Regions from separate parts of the Homo sapiens genome. Here regions 1, 2, 4 and 5 are each linked to region 3. A link is a contact called in ENCODE Hi-C data. All regions are on one chromosome and are shown on one strand. Each heading gives the region's core, a stretch centred on a gene start or an enhancer-like site at or near the end of the contact. The rest is flanking DNA. Distances are from core to core; before and after follow the strand shown. Region 1 holds the start of KCMF1 (potassium channel modulatory factor 1). Region 2 has its middle 15 kb from the start of TMSB10. Region 3 holds the start of RNF103 (ring finger protein 103). Region 4 has its middle 25 kb from the start of KCMF1. Region 5 overlaps DNAH6 (dynein axonemal heavy chain 6).

Region 1 (3,566 bases), core at 957-3,456, 1.7 Mb before region 3:
GCAGGGCAGCAAGCAAAAGGTTGTTTTAAATTGAACAGCCTGACCGCTAAGTGAATGAAGGTCATGAAAACCCCAAATAACCATAATATTTCTGCTTACTCTTATTTAAAGAGGAAAAAAAATGGTTTAGTTACTCTCTCCTTACTCTTGCCTGACTGAAAAAAATGAAGTAACTGTCGAAAACAAAGTTATCTGTTTAGTTAGCTAACCCTCTGCAAAACCAAGCAAATGAAATCTCTATATTTACTCTTAGTCCCTCCTGCAGTTCAGTACTGTTGTAGGCTTTCCTATCTGCTCCACCATTTTATCAGACTACAGCACTGATAATGCCTTAATCTCTATACAATTTATTTATAGACATCACTTACCCATCAGGAGACAATGGGATCAGCGTTGTTCTCCCCATTTTTACAGCCCAAGAAATTGAGGCTCCTGATACCCAGGATCACATATGCCAACACCGTAAAATGCTCAGAAAGGCATCGACACAGAGCTTTACTTAATACCCTTCTTTCTACTCCACCACACCCCATTTACGGCCAGGTTGGATCTCTTTCTACAAGAGAAATGGAATAAATTTGTGCAGGAGCTCCATACAGGCAATAAAAATATCTCTGGTGACAAAGTCCTCATTTAAACTCCAGTTTGTTTATCACTAGTTACTACCAAATACAGTCCCTTGGGAGTTCTGAGTGACCCAAAACCTACTTCCTGGACTTCAAGATGAGCTTTTAGTTTCTTTGAAATCAGGAAGTGTCTTAAAACCAGATTCAATGAAATACGGTAACAATCTTTTTACTGTGTCCTGTGCTAGGTATTTTATATGCATTTTAGCACTTAACCTCCAAACCTCTTATTATTAAACCTCTGTTGTTACGTCCATTTTAAAGATAGAAAAGTCAGGGCACAGAGAGGTTTAGAGATCACACAGCCAGCAAATGGTGGACAGTATAAGAGTAACCTCAAAGCAAGCAGTACCCCAGATTCCAATTTCAGTTGACTTAGCCTGGTAACAGTTCAATTTTATGCAAAACCCACAACTTCAAATGGAAAAAGATAAATTAAAACAACCACAAAAACCAGACAAATGGAGGCTCAGCAGGCCTTGTAGCTCATCCACGGTTACACAGAGGATCTCAGAGCCAAAATTCCATGGCCGATCCGTCTTGACTTCAAAGCGCGATCTATTTCCACCAAACCACGGAACCATCGACACGTGGTAAGGGGCAGTACAAAGATTTGTTGAATTAATAATGCCTGAAAACAAATTGACAATAAGAAGGTAAAAATGGAAAACACAGATAAAATCGGAAAAGCAGACCACTTTCAGGAAACAAAAAACTCCAAATTTTCAAGGCAGGGCATTCACGGTGAGCCAAGGCGCTGGGACAAAGTTTGCGCGGGTACCGCCGGACTCCCGGGCTGCCCGGCGCGGAGTCTTTAACGGAGATGGTTCGCAAGGAATCGGCCTCGGAGCCCGGCAGCCTCCTGGCTTCCCTCCTGACCACCAGTAACCCGGCCGGGAAACACTGGCGAAGACCGGGGGCCAGTCGCCTTCCCTTTCTGGGCTGTTGGCTTAAAATACACACAAACACAAGTCCCCAGGCGGTCCGCGGCCTCTCAGTGGGGCTGGAGCTCGCTGCCCGAGGCCCGCCCGGAAGCCATGCACCTGCGGACAGGAGTCTCTCCGAGTCGCAGCTCGCCGCCGAGAAGCACCCACCTCCCGCGGCCGGCGCAGCCCAAGGCCCTGGCCCCTATAGCCCGGCCTAGGCCCGCCCCAGGCGGGGCTAGGGGCGGCGTGGCGGGCGGGCGCCCCTCGGGCCGCGCCGGTGAGCAGCGGGAGCCGGCGCCGGGCATTTCCTCTTCCTCCCTACGCGCGGCGCGGCGGCGGCGGCGGCGGCCAGGCCGAGGCTGGGCACGGGCGCCCGATCGCGGCCTGCTGGCTAGCGCGGGCAAGCGCCGCGCCCCGAGCCGCCGTCGCCGCGTCGCCCCCGTCGCGACCGCCGGCCGCGGGGCCTCCGGGCGGCTGGGCCCGGCGAGGGCAGCGAGAGGCGGGGCTGGCGTGCGGGCGGCGGAAGGAGGCGGAGGAGGAGGAAGAGGAGGAGGAGGAGGCGGCGGCCGGGAGCCGGGGGAGAGGGGCGGGGGGTGGGCCGGGGGAGGGGAGGAGCGGGATTTGCGGAGCGCCGCGCCGCTGCCGGGAGCCGGCAGGCCCGAGAGTGACCGGAGTCACGGCGGGCGCCGGCGGAGCTGCGGCGTCGGACCCGCCTCCTGGAGGAGCTCAGCCCCGACCAGGCCCGGCCCCATTCCCGCCCCGCGCCGCCTCCCCGCCGCCGCCGCCGCCGCCGCCGCGGGAGCGCTCCCCTGCCCACCCCGCCCCCGCGGCCGAGCCCGGGAGTCGAGTGGGAGTCGGCCGGCCGGCGCGGGCAGCGCCGGGACCCCGCGGGGGACACTGCAGCCGGAGCCCGGGAGGGGCCGCGCCGCCACCGTCTGAACTAGGATGTCCCGACATGAAGGTGAGAGGAGCCCCCGCCCCCACCCGCACCTCCCGGGCCTCGGCCTACCCCGCCCGGGCCGGGCGCGGCGGAGGGCGGCCGGGAAGCGGCGGAGACTTTGGCCGAGCCCGAGCCGGGCCCGAGGCGCTGGACCCGGGAGCGAGCGAGCGAGGGCGGAGAGCCGCGGCGCCGCTGCCGCCACGGCCGCGGCCCTTAGCTGGGCCTGGTGCTGGAGGCGGGGCGGCCCGGGCGGCCGGAGGGTTTGCACTGTCATGGGGCGGAGGGGGAGGGGAGGCGGCGGGGCCCGTTACCGGCGGGAGCTCGGCCTTCGGGACTGATACCGGACGCCAAGGCCCGCCCGGCCGGTTCAGGAGCCGCGGGCCCCAGCGCGGCCTAGCGCTCCCGCCGCCCCGGAAGAGCCCGGTGTGGTCGCAGAGCCGGGCCGCGGGCGGCAGCAGGAGGCAAAAGAGCCGGCCCGGGACCCGGCAGGCGCGTCCGGTCGCCGGGAGACGACGGCGAGTGTCCCCGCCTGCGGGCGACCGCGGGGCTGGCGGGAAGGCTCTGCGGCCAAGGGACGGGAAGCCCTCGCCGCCTGGAGCCCGCCCCGGCCTCGCGGCTAGGCCTCGGCGCGTCCCTGGGCTCGGGTAACCAAGTTCCCGGGGTGGATCCGACCCCGCCGCAGCAAGCAAACTCCCTGCTCAGTCACCCAGGCGGAGCAGGGCTCGCTCCCCGCGGCCCTGGTGCCCTCGCCGGCATGTGCTGCCTACCAGACCAGGTTTTGGAAAATGACGATGGTGAGGTCTGTTCATGGTCGGGGGTCGTTTTGGACCTTGTTTTGCCATTTTAAAACACGATTGGAGTACAGTTGCAAATAAGCAGACAGCTCTAAGCCCAGTCCCAGGGCACAAAGAGACAAATGTTTAGGGTCGATGTATAGGCTTTGAGCTGGTAAGAAATAAGTTAACTTTAATTTATTGCCATATGGTTTAGAAAAGGAGGAGGGGGTTGTGTTTTCTTTGTTTCACTACTACAGGTTTTTGGATAAAAAGTGTTAAGAGTCTTGGCGAAAAGTTT
Region 2 (3,598 bases), core at 455-2,954, 1.7 Mb before region 3:
CCTTGGATCTGGGCACCAGTACATCCCATGCCAGGCCTGGCCCACCACAAGGACCACTGAATGCAGAAGCCCAGCTCCCACTCCCACCCAGGGCCACGAAATGACACTAGGGATGGAAACTGATGTAGGATGGTGCAGCAGAAAGCATTAAGGTGACTGGGATCTCAGAGTTGCTATACCAGGCGTGGACTACTCCTTCCAGACATCTTTAATCTTTATCAGGAAGATGAATAAGCTTCTATTATGATATATAAGTCACTGGGTTTTTGTTTGTTTTTGTTTTCTTTTTTTGTTTTGTTTTGTTTTTGTTTTGAGACGGAGTCTCTCTGTCACCCAGATTAGAGTGCAATGGTACCATCTCAGCTCACTGCAACCTCCCCCTCCTGGGTTCAAGCGATTCTCCCACCTCAGATTCCAAAGTAGCTGGGATTACAGGCACCTGCCATCATGCCCAGCTAATTTCTGTATTTTTGTAGAGATGGGGTTTCACCATGTTGGCCAGGCTGGTCTTGAACTCCTGACCTGAGGTGATCCGCCTGCCTCAGCCTCCCAAGGTGCTGGGATTACAAGCGTGAGCCACCACGCCTGGTCGTGTTTTTGTTTCCTGAGACAGAGTCTCACTCTGTCACCCAGGCTGGAGTGCAGTGGTGCCATCTCGACTCACTGCAACCTCCGCCTCCCAGGTTCAAGTAATTCTCCTGCATCAGCCTCCGGAGTAGCTGGGACTACAGGTACTGCGCCACTATGCCCGGCTAATTTTTGTATTTTTAGTAGAGATGGGGTTTCACCATGTTGGCCAGCCTGGTCTCAAACTCCTGACCTCAGGTAATCCATCCGCCTTGGCCTCCCAAAGTGCTGAGATTACAGGCGTGGGCCACCATGCCTGGCCAGACAGTCCAATATTTTTAAATCAGCCATAAATCTATGCACCGAATAATGTCTCTCTCTCTCTCTCTGACACATACACACATACACACATGCGCACGCGTGCACACCCACACATTGTTACCACTTAGAAGAGTGCCAGGCCCAGATGGTTTCACAGACGATTGCTTTCAAAGCTGCAAGAAAGCAATAACTTCAATACCTCAAAATTTGTTTCAGTAGTTAGAAAAGGACATATGCTTCCTGTGATGGTTAATTTTAGCTGTCAACTTGACTTGATTAAGTAATACACTAGTCTCCCCTTATCCATGGAGGGTATGTTCCAAGATCCCCAGTGGATGCCTGAAGCCACACATGTACCGAACCCTGTACACACCTATGATAACGTTTAATTTATAAATTAGGCACAGTAAGAGATTAACAACTAATAATAAAATAGAACAATTAAACAGTTGAACACAAGCACTGTGATGCTGTGACAGTCACTCGTAACTGAGATGGCTGCTAAGAGACTAGCTAACGGGTGAGTAGTGTATACAACGTGGAAACACTGGACAAAGGGATGAGTCACATCCTGGGAGGGACAGAGTGGAATGCCATGAGATTTCATCATGTTACACAGAACGATGAGCCATTTAAAACTTACGGATTGTTTATTTCTGGAATTTTTAATTTAATATTTTCAGACCAAGGTTGACCAGGAGTAACTAAAACTACAGAAAGCAAAACTGAATAAAGTGGGGAGTCGAGAACCTAGAGAGCTGGTAAAGCATTCTTTCTAGGTGTGTCTGTGAGGGTGTTTTCACAGGAGATTGGCATGTGAGTGGGTGGGCTGACTGAGGAAGATCTGCCCTCAGTGTGGGCGGACAACATCCAATTGGCTGTGGGCCCAGATAGAACCAAAAGGCAGAGAAAAGGCAAATTCTTTTTTTCTCTCTCCTGAAGCTGGGCCATCCTTCTTCTTCTGACCTTGGACATCAGAACTGCAGGCTCCCTGGCCTTTGGACTCTGGGTCTTACATTAGCAGCCCCCAGGTTCTTGGCCTTTGGCCTTGGACTGAGAATTACACTATCAGCTGCCCTGGTTCTGAGACTTTAGGACTTGAACTGAGCCCCACTGTGGTATTCCACGGTCTCCAGCTTACAGACAGTCTGTCGTGGGACTTTTCACCTCCCTAATCTCATGAGCCAATTCCCCTAATAAATCCCCTCTCATATATCTATATACAGTCGCCCCTCATATCTATGGGAGATGGGTTCCAGGTTATGTTGCCCAGGCTGGCCTTGAACTCTTGGGCTCAAGCTATCCTCCCATCTCAGCTTCCCAAGTAGCTAGGACTATCATATTCTTTTTTTTTTTTTTTTTTTGAGACGGAGTCTCGCTCTGTCACCCAGGCTGGAGTGCAGTGGTGCGATCTCGGCTCACTGCAAGCTCTGCCTCCCGGGTTCATGCCATTCTCCTGCCTCAGCCTCCTGAGTAGCTGGGACTACAGGCGCCCACCACCACACCCAGCTAATTTTTTTTTTTTTTGTATTTTTAGTAGAGACGGGGTTTCACCATGTTAGCCAGGATGGTCTCGATCTCCTGACCTCGTGATCTGACCGCCTCGGCCTCCCAAAGTGCTGGGATTACAGGCATGCGCCACTGTGCCCGGCCCATATTCTTTTTTTTTTTTTTTTTTTTTGGAGACAGAGTCTTTTTCTGTCGCCCAGGCTGGAGTGTAATGACATGATCTCAGCTCACTGCAATCTCTGCCTCCTAGTTTCAAGCGATTCTCCTGCCTCAGCCTCCCAGGTAGCTGGGATTACAGGTGCCCGCCACCATGCCTGGCTAATTTTTTGTATTTTTAGGAGACACGGGGTTTCACCACGTTGGTCAGGCTGGTCTCAAACTCCTGACCTCAGGTGATCCACCCGCCTCGGCCTCCCAGAGTGCTGGGATTACAGGCATGAGCCACCGTGCGCGGCCAAACTATATTCTTAAACACATTTTGTTCTGGCTTATTGCTGCATATCAAATAACTCCAAGACTTAGCGTCTTAAAACAATCACTATTTTGTTATATATCCTGTAGGACAGGAATTCTTATCTCCCTGCAGATAGCAAAATCCAGAGATGGTCAAATCCCTGCTATAAAATGGCATAGTATTTGCATATAACCTATGCACATCCTCCAGTACACTTTAAATCATCTCGAGATTATTTATAATATCAATGTAAAGGCTATGCAAATAGTTGTTAAACAGTATTGTTTAGGAAATAATGACAAGGAAAACAAAGTCTATACATGTTCAGTATAAAAGCTTTTTTCCCAGATATTTTCAATCCACAATTAATTGAATTCCCTGATGTAGAAACCCTGGATATGAGAAGCCAACTGTATATATACATATCCTATTGGCTCTTTCTCTCTGGAGCACTCTAACATGCCTTCCAAAACATTTACAAAGCAAATATGATCCTGAAAACAAAATCTACTGTGAATATTGTTGCAAACTTCTAAATAAAATACTAGTAAATTTAATCAAAAAAGTATATTACAATAACAAAACATGGCCAAATAAGGTTTATTCCAAGGATGCAATAAAATTTCAATACTAGGAAATCTGTTGTCATAATTCAGCATATTAACTGGTAAAGCAAAATATGCTCATCTTTATTTTTATTTATTTTTTATTTTTGAGATGGAGTTTCGCTCATTGCCCAGGCTGGAG
Region 3 (3,261 bases), core at 704-3,203:
TTAAGACATTGAATATTCTCTCAGCACTATTTCACGTATATTTCTCAACCCATTAAACAATGCAAGGGTACCTGTGACACAGAAGACAAAAAAAATTTTTCTTTTACACATCCAAGATGCAAATTTTTAAAAATCCTAACAGAAATATAATATAAACTCGAACATGGCAGGCATTTATACAAAATGCTCGCCTTATTTTCACCAAACTTAAAGTCTGAAAAGCTAATACTGTACGGTGTATACTGTCTATATTCAAACTCATGATTTAACATTTAAATCCTAGGCCCAAGTGCCTCTGATAGTAAGTATTCCAAAGATGTGTCCCCACTCTGGGTATCTTATTATTACTATCGTGACAAATATTGCTATTGACAGACAACGTTTTGGAGTTTTTCTTACGTTTTTATGAACTTCAACTGACAAATAATGCTTTCCAGTTTGTAACTAGTTGATATTCCAGAATTTTGAGAAAATCACTCAACTTAGTAAACAACGCTAAGAAGCCACACTTTAAACTGTCATTTTACGATAACCTTAAAAGGATACACCAACACTCCTCCAAATAATTTCAGACTCCTCCTCAAAGCTGGGATCCGCATACTTGATTGTAGGAAGCTTGGACGAAGAAACCTGGGCAGCTTTAACGCTTCCAGGAAAGGCCTCACTCTGGGGGAACAGCCAGGTACCAGGAGGTACAGGTCGTCCCCTCTCCCAGGTGGAGGGGACCCTAGGGGAAGCCCGATACTCGCCTGACTTTTCCACCAGCTCCCGGACATCCTTCTTCTCGGGCAACCCTGAGTAGCCCAACCCCCGGCACTCCAAAATGGTCTTCAGCTTCTTGAAGCTCAGCGCCACCGGATCCACCAGCTGGGTGGCAAAGATGCCAGTTTCATACCACACAATGGCCTCAAAAAACCTGGCCAGGACGAACAGGACCAGGAAATAGAGGAGCAAGAAAAAAAGCTTCAGCCACATCTTCCCTGGAGTTTCCTCTCTTTCCAGAGAGCTCGGAATACGGGAGAGAGAAGGGTCGAGGGCGGGGGCCGCGGCTCGGTGGCAGCTTGGGCGAGGGCCCCGTGTCCACGCGCGGGCCACCCGGCGCCGTCACTGGCCGGCCATCCCCGGCGGGGAAGCAGGTGACGGGATCCGCGCGGGCGCGAGGCGGCGACGAGGGACGCAGAGACGCAGAGCCTCGCGCCGGGCCTCCCAGTCAAGAGCCGACAAAAATAAAGGGGAAAAACTCAAAACCCCCATCCATTAAGCACAGAAAGGAGAGGGGCGCGGGGAGAGCTCGCGGGGAAGAACAAAACGAGGGACGCTTCCCCCGGGGCGGGCACTGACCCAGGTGGCGGGGTCGGCCCTCCGGTGCCGCGATCTCAAGGGGGAGGGGGAGACCAAAAAATAACTCAGATCCGCCCAGGAGGCGGGGATCCGGGCGGCAGGCCGGGGCCCGAGGGGCCGTGGGGGCCGGACTCCCGCGGCCGCGGGTCAGGAGGGCGCGGCGCTCGGCCGGGCCAGGCCCGGGGCCCAGCGTGTTCTGCGCGGGGAGGAGCGGCCGCCGCAACGCCGCGCCCGAAGCCCAGGCCCCAGGCCCCGCCGACCGCCCAGGCTCCGCGAGAAGAGCGGCGGGCACGGCGGCGGCTCCAGGTTCGCTCGGGCCGGCTGGCGGGCGGCGCCTCTCAGGCGGGCGGGCACTGCGGCCCGGCCCAGGATGGGGCGTCGCGGTCTCTGCAGATGGAATCGGTCTCGGAGGGAAAAAACCAATAATAGGCCCCGAGACTGCTCCTCCAGGCGGCTACCCGGCTGCCTCCCGGCCACTCAGCGCCCGTCCCGCTCGGATGGGCAGTGCCGGTCGCAGCACCCGTCCCCAACACCCCCGCCACCTCCGGAGACCGCGGCCGTACCCTCCACAACCGTGTATCAGCGGCGGCCGCGGCCGGAGCCGAGACATAACAACTGACGTCGCGATGAGGCGGGGCCGGGGCGGGGCCTGCAGGGTGCGCCCGCAGGGGCCGAGGGCGGGGAATTCGGGGAGCCGCGGGGCTACCGGACTACCGAACGAGGGGCGGGAGGAGAGGCGGAGCCGCAGCGTGGTCGGGGCCTTCCCGCGGTGCCGAAAGTTGCCTCTCCGTGCTTTTGCGGCGTGGTCTCCCCTTTTGCCCCTCCAATGTTTAGCAATTGATTTTGTCTGAGGATTAGTCTTTAGATTGTATCACTTTGTGTATTTTTTGTAAAAATAGAGCAGTTAATTATTCTCTTAAAATCGGTGAAAATAGAAATGTACGTTTTTTGATGAATCCTGGTGAACAGGGAAATTTTTGGCACAGTTGGTTTGAGATGGTAGAAGGTTAAACCCAGAAAGCAAATGTTTTGCCCCCTCTTCATGAGAATGTGGCTTTGCACATGTGTGTTGGAGGAGGTTTGGCCAAAACTGGAGTTCGCGTTATACTAGGCCCAGTTGTCGCTGCCAGTTACAGCCTTTTCCCTCCTTCAGTCTCAAGGGTGTTAAAAGCCTGGTGTGGACTCCCTGAGTTCCTAGGACAAAGATTGTCGAGTGTAGATAAGTCCAGGTGCAAAGTTCCGGGTGCTTTATTTTGTACATGGGCCTGGCACAGTGGCTCACGCCTGTAATCCCAGCACTTTGGGAGGCCGAGGCGGGCAGATCACGAGGTCAGGAGTTCGAGACCATCCTGGTTAACACGGTGAAACCCTGCCTCTATTAAAAATACAAAAAATTAGGCCGGCGTGGTGGTGGGCCCCTGTAGTCCCAGCTACTCGGGAGGCTAAGGCAGGAGAATGGCGTGAACCCGGGAGGCGGAGCTTGTAGGGAGCTGAGATCGCGCCACTGCACTCCATCCAGCCTGGGTGACATAGCAAGACTCCGTCTCAAAAAAAAAAAAAAAAAAAAAAAAAAAAAAAGAAAGAAAGAAAAGAAAAAAAAGAGTCACATGGACAAGCATGCGATACCTGGTTCTGTGCTTATAAATTTAACCGGGCCGAGCGTACTCTTTACGTCAATCTCTGTGTCAGTCTTGAGGGAGGAAGGAGTTGGGTTCATAAACTGAACAAGGTTGGCTTTGACCAGCCCCTTTTGATAAGGAAGGAAAAAAAAAACAGTAATTACGGGGAAATGTTACTATTTGTGCAAAACTGTCAACTATCTGAAACTAGGGGTGAAAGTTTTAGGAAGAAAGGGATCATGATCCCAGGTCATGGAGCAAGGGAGGAACGGGAAGCAAAGAATGGACTGTGAGAATGTAG
Region 4 (3,537 bases), core at 994-3,493, 1.7 Mb before region 3:
GGTTCAAGCGATTCTAGTGCCTCAGCCTCCTGAGTAGCTGGGACTACAGGCATGCGCCACAATGCCCAGCTAATTTTAGTAGCGACAGGGTTTCTCCATGTTGGTCAGGCTGGTCTTGAACTCCCAACCTCAGGTGATCCACCTGCCTCAGCCTCCCAAAGTGCTGGGATTACAGGCGTGAGCCTCTGCGCCCGGCATCTGCTCCTCTTCTCATATCTCCCATGTTGGCTAATGGCACCAGCACCTCCTGTGGTAAATATGTATTCTGTCTTTGTCCTCAGTCTTTGCACGCAGCTCCTATAACCCTTGGAATCCCTGGAATGATATCTTTTGTGTGCTAATAAGGTGCCTGGTGGCTGGGGGTCCCCGACATAGCTTGAGGATGGGGGCTGGTCACCAGAGAGACCAAGGCATGACAGAATTGGAACTTTCAGCTCATCCCCAGACCTCCAGGAAGGAAAAGGGGCTGGTGATTGAGTCAATCAGCATTGGTCAATGATTTCATCAATTGTGCCTGTGTAATGAAACCTCCATAAAAACCCCTAAATGATGAGATTCGGGGAGCTTCCAGTTGGTGAACACACTGAAGTGCTAGGAGGGCGGCCTGCCCAGAGGAGACATAGAAGCCCTGCGTGCCCCTCCAATACCATGCCCTATGCTTCCACCTGGCTGTCTCTGAGCATATGTCCTTGATCATAAAGTGGTAAGCCTAACGAAAGTGTTTCCGAGTTCTGTGAGCCATTCTGGCAAATTATTGAACATGAAGAGGGGGTTGTGGTAACCTAGGACTTCTATAGCTGGTTGGTTAGAAATACAGATGGTAACCTGGTACCAGCAACCGACATCTGAAATCAGGGCAGTCTTGCGGGATGGAGCTCTTTGGTGGCATTGACACTAATTCTAGGTAGATAATGTCAGAATGGAATTGATTTGTTGGATACCCAATTGGTATCTGGAGAGTTGAATAACTGGTCAGTATAAGAAAAAACTCACACATTTGGTGGCAGAAGTATTGTGAATAAAAACAGTTCAGAGCTCCCCTACTCCCAAACCAGAAAACCTGGAGTCATCTTCGATGCCACCCTCTCACCACCCACCCTCTGCACTATCCCTGCCAATCACTTGCCAAGTTACCCTGATTCCACCTCCAAATACCTCTCTCATCTCCCGTCTTCACTTTTCATTCATCATTTACTCATTCAATCACAAATATTTGCTCTTATCTTCTCTGTGCCAGGCTTTGTGATAGGCATTGGAGTCAGAAGAATGAATGAGACCTGGTAGGAAAATCACAATCTAGTGGTAAAACAAAAACCAGAACACAATCATAAAGCAATGGGATTCACACTCAGAAATGCATAGAGCTGCTGGGCGTGGTGGCTCATGCCTGTAATCCCATCACTTTGGGAGGCCGAGGTGGGCGGATCATGAGGTCAGGGGTTCGAGACCAGCCTGACCAACATGGTGAAACCCTGTCTCTACTAAAAATACAAAATTAGCTGGGCGTGGTGGCACATGCCTGTAATCCTGGCTACTCAGGAGGCTAAAGCAGGAGAATCACTTGAACCTGGGAGGCAGAGATTGCAGCAAGCCGAGATCGCACTACTGCACTCCAGCTTGGATGACACAGTGAGACTCTGTCTCAAAAAAAAAAAAAAAAAAAAGAAAAGAAAAGAAAAGAAATGCACAGAGCATCATAGAGTCCAGGGCAGGGGTCCCTGACCAAGCTCGGGAATGGTGGGGGATGGGGTGGGGACATCAGTGGAGTTTTTTGGGGTTTTTTGTTTTGCTTTGTTTGAGACAGGGTCTTGCTCCGTCACCCAGGCTGGAGTGCAGTGGTGTGATCATAGTTCACTGCAACCTTGAACTCCTGGGCTCAAGGGATCCCCCGGCCTCAGCCTCCTGAGTAGCTGGGATTACAGGCATGAGCCACCACACCCAGTCAATAGACTTTTCTTGATGTGGGTGACACCCAAGCTTTAAGTTTGAAGACTAAAGGAGAGCTGGCACACCAACAGTATACGAGGGGAGGGGAGGGGAGAGGGGAGGGGAGAGGAGGGGAGAGGGGAGGTGAGAGGGGAAGGGAGGGGAGGGAGGAGGGGAGGGGAGGGGAGGGGAGAGGACACAGCAGGCTGGTAGGGCAGCTTTGAATATGGCTCAGAGGCGAGGCGAGCAAGGTCTGAATCACTTCTGCTCCAAGTCCAGGCCCACATTACTTCTTATACGGACAAGAGGCCAGTAACTGCTCTACCCACACATTCTCCTCCCCTACCATCAGAAAAATCTCCCTAAAGCTCAAATTTGACTTCCTGTCTCCCCTGCTTGCTACCCTCTGCTGGTTCCCCTTTCTGATCTGTGGTGTCTCAGCTCCACCTCTGTTCATAAACTTCATATGGTGCCTTCAAAAGTATTTCCGTCTCTGGACCTTCATCCCTGCACTACTGTCTGCCTGGAATTTCCTGCCCTGCCTTGGTTGATGAGGTGGACTCCTATTCATACTTCAGAGTGACTCAGATGTGACTTGTTCCACAAAGTCCCCACCCACTTGCACTCACCTCCGTGGTGCACGTATTCCAGGGCCGTGAGCTTCACCTCTCTGCACGTCTCCCTCCTGCTACAGCTGTGAGGGTGCAGACCTCCTCTGCTGGCACCAGGGCCCGGCCTGCAGTGGGCCTTTGGCAAATGAGGAACTAGGGCTACCGGTAGGTGAAAATGCAGCTAATGCCCAGGAAGCTAGAAGCTGTTGGAACATTTCTGAGACCCTTTAGACCTGGAAATAGCTCTATGTTAGAGGGTTGCTGATAGAGAAGGCTGGAAGTGAGGTCCCTCTGTCCCCAGCTCGCCTCAGACCCTGGTTCCAGATACAGTTGCATGTGTTTCCAACCAAGACTCTGACCTGGCTCCTCAACCAAACCTCCCCTGCGTCCATGGATCTATCTGAACTCCCATTTATAATCGTAAGAGGCTGTGGGTTAGAGGCGCTGTGCTAATGATGGCTGTATGGTTATTATGATTGTGAAGTTGTTATATTTTACATAGAATACAAGTTTATGTACATTACGATTAAGACTAGTAAAGCTCTTTGGAACTTTAAAAACAAATCCCAGTCAGGCGTGATGGCTCACGCCTGTAATCCTAGCTCTTTGGGAGTCCAAGGCAGGAGGACTGGTTAAGCCCAATTCTCCAGGAGTTTGAGACCAGCCTGGGCAACATAGTAGGACCCCATCTCTACAAAAAAATAAAAATCAAAAAATTAGCCAGACGTGGTGGCATGCACCTTTAGTCCCAGCTACTCGGGAGGCTGAGGCAGGAGGACTGTTTGAGCCCAGGAGGTGGAACCTACGGTGAGCCATGATCTCACCACTGCACTCCAGCCTGGGCAACAGAGTGAGACCCTGTCTCAAAAAAACGAAACAAAACAAATCTCAATTCAATTACATTTAATTATTTCAAAAACCAAGCTCTCTCATTGTACAACATTCAAACAATAACGTAAGAAAAAGTGCCTATGGGTCCCAAATTGGTGTGACTCCTGTG
Region 5 (3,590 bases), core at 1,043-3,542, 1.8 Mb before region 3:
AGCAATTGTTAACATGTCTGCACCTCATATTATTTTAAGATCCTTCTTGTCTTAAGAAGAGAGTGTCAACTTTCCCATGTCAGGAAAACTTGAGGCTCCAGGAAGGTAAAGCAACACCCACATAAAAGCCCCCACCGGAGCTTTCCGGGACCAGCCTGCCCTGGTCCATGCTCAGCACACTCCATCTGCCACAGAGGCTGATTCTGACAGACAGAAGTTTACAGTGACCACCAGGGCTCTGTCCCTCCACCCTAGTTCATACCATGTCTCTGCTTGGGTCATGTGCGCTGAGCCATGACAATGCCTTACAATCTCTGAGATCTGGGGAGACTTCAGACTGTCTAACTGGCCTGTCTCCTGGCCCACCTAGCAAATGTCTGCCACCAACAGACCAGGAGACAGGCCAGTAGTGTGGTGTGAAAGAAACAGCCAGTGTCATGTGACCAGCACATATACTGGTCTAAACACAGGGTATGTGTTTAAACAGCTTTATCTCTGTTGCAAACAGGCAAGACCACTGTCAGCCCATTTGCCGCCTTGGCGCAGCATAGGAAAAGGTGCTCCCTCTGGGTGATGCCCAGTTGGTGGACACCCAGTAGGTAGCAGGATAGTTTTCAGGCAAACCTGCATAAACATATGTGCAGCCCAAAAACAGGAAGTCCCATCCTGCTGCACCCAAGAAACAGAAAGGTTAGGACACCAAAAAGCAAAGACCAGCTAAAAAGAATTTAGTTTACCATCCTTTTATTCACTATAAAATGCACTACATATTATCCAAACAGCTTAGTCCTCTGCCTGCAGACGTGAGGCTCCAATTATCCAAAGACCTCGGGCCAGAAATGGCCAAATCCACTCAGGGTTTGAGGAAGGATGACTCAGATGCCCACAATTGGAAAAAAAAAAAAAAAAGTGTGCACCGGTGGAGACATCCAATCACATCACAGGAATCTGATGGGCAGGGTCTCTCCCTCTCCCTCTTTCTTATTTAATACAAACATTTAAAAGTAAGCATAATTTTTAAAAAAGAGAGAAAGAACAAAAAGGAATTGTCCATGGGCACTCTGCAAATATTATTGCAGATATATAATCTGTCTTCTAGGAGGGCATCCAAATCCTTGAAAAACCTTGCTAAGAATAACAGACGATGATCTCAGTACTCCTCCACCTCCCATGAAAAGGGGAAAAGTCATCACATTATTATTACATTTTTTTGCCTCTCAGAGCCTCAGGATTGACCTCTCTAAAATGTGAATAATAACAGCAATGTATAGAGTGTTTTTTAGAATTACCTGGTGAGGATGTGGGACATAGGAAGTGGCTCACACCTGCTGATCCCTTTTCCCCCATCTCACTTTGAGACTTGTGGGTATCTTTCAGTTGCCCTCTCCTGAGGATGGTGTTCTTGTTCATGGGATGTTCATGGATGCTTCTCGATGGGATGATAAGGAGATGGTGATAGAAGATGCATTGCCCGGACAGATGAATCCAGTGCTGCCTGTGGTGCATTTTGAACCACAACAAAACTATAAGCCAAGCCCAACACTTTACCACTGCCCACTTTATAAAACAGGAGCCCGGGCAGGAACACTCTCAACCACAGGTGAGGATGTTCTTAAGATTAGTTCAAATAATGACCAAATGCAATCTTCAATCAAAGTCCAAACACTAAGCTGTGATTGGCTCAAGATCTCCCTTGGGCCAATAAACTAGACTTAAAATGAAGCCACCTATAACATACAAAATTCGTAAATGTAATTATAAATTCTATTTGTTCTGAGTATAGATTAATATTATAGAATTAATTCTTGCTTCTATTAGAATCCAAGGAGTAGAAAATAGAGTTTAACAAGTAGAGACTTCCACTTTCAAAATGGCGGCCTGAATAGACACGAAAATCTCTTTTTTCTCACTAAATCCATTTTTACTCATCATAAAAGAAATTTTAAAATAAATGAATAGGCCGGGAAAGGTGGCTCACCCCTTTAATCCCAGCACTTTGGGAGACCGAAGCAGATGAATCACCTGAGGTCAGGAGTTCAAGACTAGCCTGACCAACATAGTGAAACCCTGTCTCTACTAAATACAAAAAATTAGCCAGGCATGGTGGCGGGTGCCAGTATTCCCAACTACTTGGGAGGCTGAGGCAGGAGAATCACTTGAACCTGGGAGGCGGAGGTTGCAGTGAGCCAACATTGGGCCACTGCACTCCAGCCTAGGTAACAAGAGCGAAAACTCCATCATAAATAAGTAAATAAACAAATGAATAAATGGACAGCCCTGATGCAAAACTCTGAGTGCATCTGAAACTGAGATACAGCCCTGAAAAAAGAAACCAGACAGAAAGAAAGCCACCTCAACAGATACACCAAGGGACAGCTGAAGAATGAGAAGAGAGAATGAACTGGGAAAATCGCCTTGAATACAGCACAGTGAGAGGGGAAAGAAGTGACCCTGTGGAAGGAGCCAGAAATTGCAACATTTTTCTTGTTTTCTAGGTAACCTGAAAGGAGAAAATAAAGAATGGAGGAGAGAGAATGTTTGAAAAAATAATGGCTGGTAATTTCCCAAAACTAAAGAAACACTTGAATCATTAGATTGTGAGGTCTCACAAAGTGGAAGGAATGATTTTTAGCAACCTACAAGTAATCAAATCTTCAAAGAAACCTAGATATACCAAAGTGATACTTAAGACTGTCAGAGACCAAAAAAAAAAAATGCTCAAAATAACCAAAGAGAAGAGACAATGTATAATATATGCTGGAACTGAAATCCCAGAGAATGAGAATCAGATTGATATCAGTCAACTCCCATTATCCACCGTGCATATAAAAAGATAATGGAGAATCACCTTCAAAGGGTTGAGGGAAAATACCTTTGAACCAGAATTCAAAACACAACCAAACCATCTTTCAAAAGGGAAGTGAATAAAGACAGTTTTGAACATACAGAGGCGCTAAATTAATCATCACTGACCTTCTATTTTGAAAACAATCCAGCTGTCTAGCCAGGTGTGGTATCATGTGTCTGTAGTCCCAGCTACTCAGGAGGCTAAGGTGGGAGGATCACTTGAGCCCAAGAGTTCAACACCAGCCTGGGCAACATAGTGAAACCCCCATCTCAATTAAAAAAAAAAAATCCAACTGTCTTTGTTTGTGTTTGTGTTGCTATAAAGGAATACCTGAGGCTGAGTAACTTTAAAGAAAAGTTTATTTGGCTCATGGTTCTGCAGGCTGGTGCCAGCATCTGCTTCTGGTGAGAGCCTCAGGATGCTTCCACTCATAGCAGAAGACAAAAGGGAGCTGGTGTTTAGAGGTCCCATGGCAAGAGAGGAAGTAGGCAAGATGGGAGGGAGGCGCCAGACTCTTTAACAAGCAGCTCTCGCAAGAACTAATAAAGTGACAGCTCACCCCCCATTCCAAGGAGTATTAATCTACTCATCAGGGATCTGACCCCCATCAGCCAAACACCTTCCATTAAGCCCCATCTCCAACATTGGGGATCAAATTTCAACATGAGATTTGGAGGGATCAAACATCCAAACTATAGAAGCCTGGCATAAAGAATTCTTACAAATCAGTAAGGAGAGGGGA

Evidence for each region. A loop is a pair of places that touch in the nucleus more often than their neighbours do. Pooled maps may share reads with other maps.
Region 1: a loop to region 3 is called in a map of ascending aorta, with 9 times the contacts of the local background. The contact joins the promoter of KCMF1 here to the promoter of RNF103 in region 3. A Hi-C loop is called at or near these places in 2 of 168 maps with a recorded cell type or tissue (ascending aorta and naive thymus-derived CD4-positive, alpha-beta T cell) and 11 of 50 pooled maps.
Region 2: a pooled map shows a loop between it and region 3 (5-fold over the local background). The contact joins the enhancer-like site here to the promoter of RNF103 in region 3. A Hi-C loop is called at or near these places in 3 of 37 single-sample maps with no recorded cell type and 2 of 50 pooled maps.
Region 4: a loop to region 3 is called in a pooled map, with 2.5 times the contacts of the local background. The contact joins the enhancer-like site here to the promoter of RNF103 in region 3. A Hi-C loop is called at or near these places in 2 of 37 single-sample maps with no recorded cell type and 2 of 50 pooled maps.
Region 5: a pooled map shows a loop between it and region 3 (7-fold over the local background). The contact joins the enhancer-like site here to the promoter of RNF103 in region 3. A Hi-C loop is called at or near these places in 2 of 37 single-sample maps with no recorded cell type and 2 of 50 pooled maps.

What each region holds. Positions count from the first base shown.
Region 1 is chr2:84,968,955-84,972,520 of GRCh38, forward strand. KCMF1 (potassium channel modulatory factor 1) reads left to right here and starts at 2,207. Exons shown (of 7, transcript NM_020122.5): 1 at 2,207-2,513. The coding sequence starts at 2,498. RefSeq lists an enhancer at 1,134-1,213 and silencers at 1,712-1,961, 1,992-3,081.
Region 2 is chr2:84,918,592-84,922,189 of GRCh38, forward strand. No RefSeq gene overlaps it. Among named protein-coding and RNA genes, the nearest start is that of TMSB10, 15 kb to the left of the region's middle. RefSeq lists enhancers at 735-794, 774-1,973, 1,745-1,934 and a cis regulatory region at 1,286-1,874. Within about 2 kb of position 1,705, at least 30 of the 41 ENCODE cell types and tissues checked have a DNase peak (open chromatin) inside an H3K27ac peak, as active enhancers do.
Region 3 is chr2:86,621,912-86,625,172 of GRCh38, forward strand. RNF103 (ring finger protein 103) reads right to left here and starts at 1,954. Exons shown (of 4, transcript NM_005667.4): 1 at 750-1,954. The coding sequence starts at 975. All of the region lies in intron 2 of RNF103-CHMP3 (RNF103-CHMP3 readthrough), which reads right to left. RefSeq lists silencers at 775-824, 1,005-1,084, 1,355-1,894, 1,975-2,144 and an enhancer at 1,855-2,149.
Region 4 is chr2:84,944,073-84,947,609 of GRCh38, forward strand. No RefSeq gene overlaps it. Among named protein-coding and RNA genes, the nearest start is that of KCMF1, 25 kb to the right of the region's middle. RefSeq lists a silencer at 2,022-2,171 and an enhancer at 2,342-2,511. Within about 2 kb of position 2,244, at least 20 of the 41 ENCODE cell types and tissues checked have a DNase peak (open chromatin) inside an H3K27ac peak, as active enhancers do.
Region 5 is chr2:84,814,484-84,818,073 of GRCh38, forward strand. It overlaps DNAH6 (dynein axonemal heavy chain 6), which reads left to right. Exons shown (of 77, transcript NM_001370.2): 76 at 1,378-1,600. Among named protein-coding and RNA genes, the nearest start is that of TRABD2A, 65 kb to the right of the region's middle. RefSeq lists an enhancer at 2,768-2,817 and a silencer at 2,968-3,117. Within about 2 kb of position 2,293, at least 2 of the 41 ENCODE cell types and tissues checked have a DNase peak (open chromatin) inside an H3K27ac peak, as active enhancers do.